Linked DNA regions of Homo sapiens: region 2 is linked to region 1. The links are chromatin contacts, found by Hi-C in ENCODE. All regions are on one chromosome and are shown on one strand. The core of a region is the stretch at or near the end of the contact, and the rest is flanking DNA. Distances in the headings are between cores, read along the strand shown.

Region 1 (3,973 bases), core at 441-2,940:
ACTATCCTTTCCCCAATGTATGTTCCTGGTGCCTTTGTAAAAAATGAGTTGGCTGTAAGTGCATGGGTTTGCTTCTGGGCTCTCTATTCTGTTCCATTGGTGTATGTGTTTGTTTTTGTGCCAGTACCATTCTGTATTGGTTACTATTGCTTTGTAGTACAATTTGAACTCAAGTAGTGTGATGCCTCCAACTTTGTTCTTTCTGATTAGGATTGCTTTGGCTCCTTGGGCTCTATTTCGTTCCATATGAATTTTAGGATCTTTTTTCTACTTCTGTGAAAAATGACATTAGTACTTTGATAGGGATTGCAATGAATCTGTCAATTGCTTTGGGCAGTATGGTCATTTTAATGATATTAATTCTTCCAATGTATGATATGAGTGTGGGATGTCTTTTCATTTGTGTACATCCTCTTCAACTTTCTTCATCAGTGTTTTATAGTTTTCCTTGTAGAGATCTTTCATCTCCTTGGTTAAACTTATTCATAGGTATTCTATTTTTTGTGCTATTGTAAAGGGGATTTCTTTCTGAGCTAGTTAATTATTTGTGTATAGAAATGCTACTAATTTTTGTATGTTGATTATTATCCTGCAACTTCACTGAATTCATTTATCAAATCTAAGAGTTTTTTGGTGGAGTTTTTAGATTTTTCTATGTATAAGATCGTGTCATCAGCAAGTAAGGATAATTTGACTTCTTTCTTTCAAATTTGAATGCCATGTATTTCTTTCTATTGCCTAATTGTTTTTACAAAGACTTGCAGTACTATGTTGAATACAAGTGGTAAAAGTGGACATCTTTGTCTTGTTCCAGATCTGAGTGGAAAGGCTTTCAGTGTTTCCCTATTCAGTAAGTGAAGGATAGTAGAGATTAGCCAGAGCTTATCTCATAATAAATGACTATGACATTAGCCTAAAATATGAAACTTTCCAAGACCACTTCCCTTTGGGGGATCACAAGGAGATGAGTCATCAGTCACTGCCTTACATTTTTGAAATATAAATCAACATTGAATAGTAAAATTAGCCTTATGGATAAAAAGAGGTGACTAAACTGATTTATAAAAACTTGTCTCTGGATAATTAATCCACCCTAAACTTGCTTCTCTTATGTTGTCTCCACATATGGTTAAATGGTACCACCATTCATGTGTTTGCTCAAGCTCATAACTAGGGATCATGCCCCTTAACTCATGAACATTCGTTTATAATTCACATCTAGTCAGTCAGTAAATTTTGTTAGTTCTACTTACCAAATAGATACTTAAGGGAAAAAAATTCTACCACTTCCACCACCAACACTGTGCCGTCGCCTTTCAGTGGACTGCCTCAACATCTTCCTCCCTGCCTTCCTGCCTCCATTCTGCCTCTCTGCCTCCACACCACTTCATTCTCCCAGACTTGAACACCAAAATGCCAGAGTGATACCTCTGGTACAAATGCTACTTGGGGCTCTCTTATTTTTAAAACTCTCCAAAGCATTCCTCTTATACTTAAAATAAAACCCAAGTCCTTTCCATGTTCTACAAGGCCCTTCCTGCATTGGCCAGTGGCTATCTTTGAATTCATTGTCACTCTTTTTTTACATCATTATAGATACAGTGGCATTCTTTGCCCTCTCTTAAGCATGCCAAGTATACTCCATCTCAGCACCTTTGAACTTGCTCTTCCCTCTGCCTGGCATAAACATCCTCCAGGTTTTGCTATGACTCACTTCCTCCCTTCTCACAGATATGTTCCAAATGATCATCAGAGCAAGCTTTCCTGACAGTTTTTTCTAAAATAGCATTTACATTAGTCTCTATCTCTTTAGCTGCTTTAATTTTCATAGTACTTATAATCACCTGGCATTATATTGTGTGTGTATCAATTTATATGATTATTTTGCATCTCCTTCTCTGGAATGCAGGCTTCATGAAAGCAGAAGTTTTGTCTGTCTTGTTCACTATTATAGCCCCTAGTACCTGGTAGAGAGGAAATATTTTAAAAATATTTTTTGAATGAATAAATGAATATTTTTATAGTTTAATTACAAACCACACTTATCAAATTAAATGAACAAAATACTAAGTATCAAAGCTAGCCAAATGAATTCCTTGGCTTTCCTAAATACATGTCTTTTGATGGATATATTATGAGTTACTTCCTTGGAAGTATTTGTTCTGTCTCCTTGGCATGACTCTTAAGTTACCTTGTATATGTTGTTAGTTTAGTCATCAACTGACCTCCCCGCACCTTTCTGTTCAGTTGCTTAGTCACTCCTCACTCTTTGAGGCTCCTGAGGCTCCATGACTCCGTGGTTAGTCACCACAATTATTTGCAACAGAAAGGAGAAATGTTGCCAACCCCAAAGCATTAGAGATAAGTGAAAAATAGAGCACCCCTTTCACCCCAAGTGGATTCACCTAGTAAATGTTGATGTTTTCTTCTGTCCATTTCCTTCTTCTGCAAGGACCATGAGATTGTGTTTACATTCTACAGCTCTCACAAGATGTATGCTCCAATATTAGAAACTAATGTTTAAACATTCCAGGCCAAAGAAAGCAAAACTGAAATTCCACTCTTGAGTCATTCAGAGGTTGAAGCATTATGGGTGATCCAAGTTCCCCTGACTATCTGTGAACACAGGCAGTTGTTTGTCAATTCTTTTAAGTTAAAAAAAAATGCACAAACAACCTATTGTAAAATGGAGTGAGTCAGTGCAATTGCACAAAGCATGTTTTATTGTCAGCTGTATAAATCTGTGAATATTTTTCGTGACCAGTTTTAGTTGGTGGATTTAAATGAGGTCACCAAAAAGTTATCTCTGAGTATAGCACTCGCCACAGTGCATCATAAATATGCTCTCATCTATGAACATCCTTATGAATGACTCTATGTCTTACTCATTCTTTTATCTCTAAATTAGTACTGACTATTTTAGGTCCTTCATAAATGCTTTTGAAATTGGATTATGGAGGTATTTATAATTATCTAGATTATAAGCTCTTTCAGGACTAAATGCTATGTTTTGTTTACATTTGATCCCCTTATAGTCCTGTACATTGCCTTGCATATTTAAAAGTCTTTAGAATATTTTTGTTGAATTGATTTGTTAAGTATAGATCAATCCCCCTGCTATGGAAACTAATGTGGAAAGTGTTAATGATTCTTAAATCAGGGTCTAAACCCCTTTTGATCCTTTGGTTGGATGTCCAGTTCATTATTTCACAAATAGTAATATTTTTCTTGTCAGGCTATATAGGCTGCTAAATGCTATTATCCCAAACTTTGATGGATATAATTAGAACAGATTTATTTTCCGTCTACTATATGCAGGAACTTAATCTGTTTTCCTATTAAATCCTCACGACAATTCATGCAGGAAGACTATGTCACATTCTCCATATAAAAAGACTGAGACTAAGAGATGTTAAGTAATTTATCCAACTTGCCAAACAAATAAGGCAGAATCAGGAACTGTTAGACCTGTTTCCTTGAACACTAACTGTGTGAAATCTTTCCTACTCTACCACAATGCTTCTAAGAAACAAAGTGGGCCGGGCGCGGTGGCTCACGCCTGTAATCCCAGCACTTTGGGAGGCCGAGGCAGGCGGATCACGAGGTCAGGAGATCGAGACCAGCCTGACTAACGCGGTGAAACCCCGTCTCTACTAAAAATACAAAAAATTAGCCAGGCATGGTGGCGGGTACCTGTATTCCCAGCTACTCGGGAGGCTGAGGTAGGAGAATGGCATGAACCCAGGAGGCAGAGCTTGCAGTGAGCGGAGATCGCGCCACTGCACTCCGGCCTGGGCAACAGAGCGAGACTCCGTCTCAAAAAAAAAAAAAAAAAAAAGTGAAGGGAACTAGTTAAAATACATTATGAAAATTATATATGACTTTGAAAGAAACATTTTATGGTAGGATAAGTATAGATATCCAAAATGTATCGAATATTCTCAATAGTATTTGAGGGATTAGTATGTGAAGG
Region 2 (3,973 bases), core at 561-3,060, 620 kb after region 1:
AGTAATTTTGGCTTTCAAGTCTTATTATTTGAGGAATACATTTTTTAAGGCTATAGCTGCTATCATTTCTCTGATGGATCTGGGAAGAGTAAATTGAAAATCTTCTGGAAACAATTCACCTTTTTATATGCCATTAAGAACATTCATAACTCATGAAGAAAGGTCAAATTATCAACATTAACAGGAGTTGGGAAGAAGTTGATTCCAACTCTCATGGATGAATTTGAGGGGTTCAGGACTTCAATGGAGTGAGTCACTGCAAATGTGGTGGAAATAGCAAGAGAACTAGAATTAGACACCTGAAGATATGACTGAATTTCTGCAATCTCATGATCAAATTTAAGCAGATGAGGAGTTGCTTCTTATGGATGAGCAAGAAAGTGATTTCTTGAGTTGGAAACTACTCCTGGTGAAGATGCTATGAACATTATTGAAATAACAATGAAGGGTTTAGAATATTCCATAAATGTGGTTGATAAAGCAGCAGCGGGGTTTGAGAAGATTGACTCCAATTTTGACAGAAGTTTTACTGGGGTAAAATACTATGAAACAGCACTGTATGCTTCAGTGAAATATTTGATGAAAGGAAGTGTCAATCAATTCTGTAAACTTTATTGTTGCCTTATTCTAAGAAATTTTAAGCAATCGCCACAGCCACCCCAACCTTCAGCAATCAGTACCCTGATCAGTCAGAAGTCATCCACATGAAGGCAAGACCCTCCACCAGCAAAAAGATGAAGACTCACTGAAGGTTCAGATCTTCATTAGCATTTTTAGCAATAAAGCATTTTTTAAGCAAGGTGTGCATGTTGTTTTTGAGACACAATGCACACTTAATAAACAACAGTAAGTACAATTTTAAAATCCAGTAGGAAATAAAAAAATCTGTGTGACTCACCTTACTGCAATATTGACTTTATTGCAGTGGTCTGGAACCAAACTTGCAATATCTCTTAGGTATGCCTGTGTATGAAAACCTAGATGTTCTACCTCAACATGTATCAGCTCAGCATGTTTTTAAAATTCTTCATAAAACAGGAACACATTTATTCTGAGTATTCAAAGCACTAGGAACCATTTCCTGACAGAGATCTGATCCTAGGGGCTCAGTGAGACCAGTGCCATTGCTGAATTGTACAATCGTTTATTTTCTTTGTGGAGTTTTGCTTCTTGTGTCTCACAGGCAGCAGCTCTCATTGCAGAGCAGGTATCTCAGAGATTGAATGAAGTTAACCCTTTTCTGTCATTACACCATTCTAAATATTTATTCGTCAAGCTTAATTCCTGTCTTCAAAATTGTACATCTCAGTGCTCCCAGTTTTCGCTCACATACTCACCATATGCTTGTCTGTAATTATTATGGCTCATTGACTATTGGTATTTGCTGGATGCTTTCCTCTTATTTTGCTTAATTCCTATTTTTTAATCTTTAGTGCTTTTTGCCTATCTCTGCTTCCATAGTGTTTATTTTGAGCTCATAGCTTATTGGTTTCTCTTTTCATATGTCATTCAAATTTTTTTCTATAGGCCTCACAGAGTTCTTACACAAAGTTTAGTCATCGATATCCTTCAGAAAATTTGTCAATATTTGATTAAACATCCAAAAACCTAGATCGATTGTTTGTTTAAGTTAATGTCCAGAATTGCATTCAATTCATATGAATAGTCACTACATATCAGTTTTGGGTTAATGAAAACATTTATACATTAATGGTCAATATTCCACATGATCACTTAATGAGCATTAGCTGAAGTGTGACCACGAAAACTAGCCCTAGCAACCCCTTGAGTAAAGACTCCAGAGTTTTATGTTGCTGTGCCATGATGATTCATTTGTATGAGTCATGTTTTCAGCAATATTTTTCTCCTTTGTCATTTCAAATTGTTGGTCAGCCTTTGTCACTGTGACTCATGGATTTTTACAAAACACAGAGAGATAGAATGGCTAAGGTCATTGGCTCTCCCTGTCCTTTGTAAAATCTCAATCTATTAAATGATCATTTTGCCTGTTCCACAGTTCACATGGGGATAGAGGGAGATAGATTTTGAAGCAGAGAAGGGAAGAAAAAGAAAGAGATTAAAATTTGGGGCTGAGGTTGGAAAAGGACCACAGGTTGAGGGTCCTGGTGAGAGTAAGGGAACCTATATATAGTTCAGAGGCTGTCCTCCAAGGAGATGACAACCTTCAGAGGGATGGCTTGTGATGAGCTCAGGGAATCTGGACAGGGGCTCCCAGACTCACCAAGTGAGTCACAAACATGTCTTAGAAACAGTGAAACTATCTGACCTGAAGAGACTCTGACCAAGCCTTAATAAAGGCTGAAATTGCATTTCCCGCCAGCCTGGTGGGCTGAAGCTTGGGTTTAAATTCTGGCTTAATTTTATTCAAGCGGGACAAAAAGTGAATATTTCTTGAATATCTGAGCTTAAAGAGTAAGATTCCTCCCTACAACATATGGAAGTTAATCCAAAACTTCTAAGAATTCTCATGCTGTATGTGTCTACATCCAGGACTGATTACAATCCCTCTTAAACAAGTGGCTTCCAAGACACCCATGCTTATCTGCATCAAGCCAGCAGGAAGAGGAAAAACATGGAGGATATCAAGTATATGGTCTGTATGTATTAGCTTGAAAATAGAACATATCACTTCTGTTCATATCTCATTGTCTAGAACTCCATTGTATATCCAATAGAGCACCAACTACAAGGTAAGAAGTTATGCTCAGTGATATATCCTATTTATGTGTCTGGGAAGAAGAAGGCCCTAATTTGTAAAGAGATAGACAGTCTCTTTGGAATTTGTTCTTCTGCCACTATATATTCATTTTTCTTCCCTCATATGGAACACATTCACTTCCCTCCTCAAGCAACTGAAAGTCTATTTCACTCACTTCATCCAGGTGAACATCCAGGACTTCTGAGTGATGTGCACTCTTCTCCATATGATCCAGATACACTTTGGTTATGTAATGATAAATCAGGGGCAGAATAAATGTCATAAAAACTTTTATTTAGAATAGAGAAAAATGAAAAACCCCTAGCAGCCACCGATCTGTGGCAATTATGAAATCCTGCTGAGGTACAAGACATTTCTTGATTAGACCCTGAATCTCTATCTGGGAAAAATTCCCCGGTCCAGGTCTACTGATTGAATTTCCCAATCACTTTTCTTGCAGAAACATACATCCGTCATGCTAGTCTCTACAAAAAGGAATGAGAAATTGCACATATTTAGAGAGCAATTGGAGTGCATAATTTTTTTATATTTTTATGACTTTTTCCAACTTTCACAGTTCTCTTGTTCACGTCTAATTTAGCAGCAATTTATATTTGTGCAACTCACCTTGGGCATTTAAAAGTATTTAATTTTAATGTAAAGAACACTTTATATTGGTACTCATTTTGTATGTGTAATATTTACCTAAAGTATAAAATTACAATAACAAAATAGGCTTAAATAAAATTGTTATTTAACACAGTAGATTCTTGGTAAACATATAACTCAACCAGTCTGAGCTAAGAAAAGTAGGGCATTCTAGACAGGCATTGTTCAATCTATGCTGGGAGACAGTTCAAGTGTTTAACAGAGAGAACGCAGGGTTTCATGTAATCAGGAGTTGATAAGTAGACCTTAGCTAAGAGAATTTCTCCTTTACTTTATGGCCTTGGGGATTTTGCTAAGCCTACCTGAAGCCATTGGTTCTCATTATTTTATTTGTCTGTATTTTGAAGTGCTTCAGTATATTGAAGAGATAGGGCTGGATGACCCACAGCAGAGTTGAAAAAAACAGATAGTTCTTGCAGGGCCTGAGACTATGAAGGAAACAACCAGGATCCTGAAGCATGGTGGATCCTGGAGACAACCAGGATCAGCTCATGAATTTGCGGCAATTTTCCAGGGATTTGGAAAGCGTTCAGGAGAGGCTGCATTTGAGCTACATGATGTCCAAGCTTGCCAAAGATTCCTATA

Evidence for each region. A loop is a pair of places that touch in the nucleus more often than their neighbours do. Pooled maps may share reads with other maps.
Region 2: a map of PC-9 shows a loop between it and region 1 (40-fold over the local background). The contact joins two enhancer-like sites. A Hi-C loop is called at or near these places in 2 of 168 maps with a recorded cell type or tissue (PC-9 and ascending aorta) and 2 of 50 pooled maps.

Annotation. Positions count from the first base shown.
Region 1 is chrX:29,660,586-29,664,558 of GRCh38, forward strand. The region is part of intron 5 of IL1RAPL1 (interleukin 1 receptor accessory protein like 1); the gene reads left to right. Among named protein-coding and RNA genes, the nearest start is that of MIR4666B, 88 kb to the left of the region's middle. RefSeq lists an enhancer at 1,191-2,390. Within about 2 kb of position 1,691, at least 7 of the 41 ENCODE cell types and tissues checked have a DNase peak (open chromatin) inside an H3K27ac peak, as active enhancers do; they include PC-9, where a contact is called at or near this core.
Region 2 is chrX:30,281,786-30,285,758 of GRCh38, forward strand. No RefSeq gene overlaps it. Among named protein-coding and RNA genes, the nearest start is that of NR0B1, 26 kb to the right of the region's middle. RefSeq lists a silencer at 507-608, an enhancer at 1,292-2,491 and cis regulatory regions at 1,641-2,381, 2,472-2,618. Within about 2 kb of position 1,811, at least 6 of the 41 ENCODE cell types and tissues checked have a DNase peak (open chromatin) inside an H3K27ac peak, as active enhancers do; they include PC-9, where a contact is called at or near this core.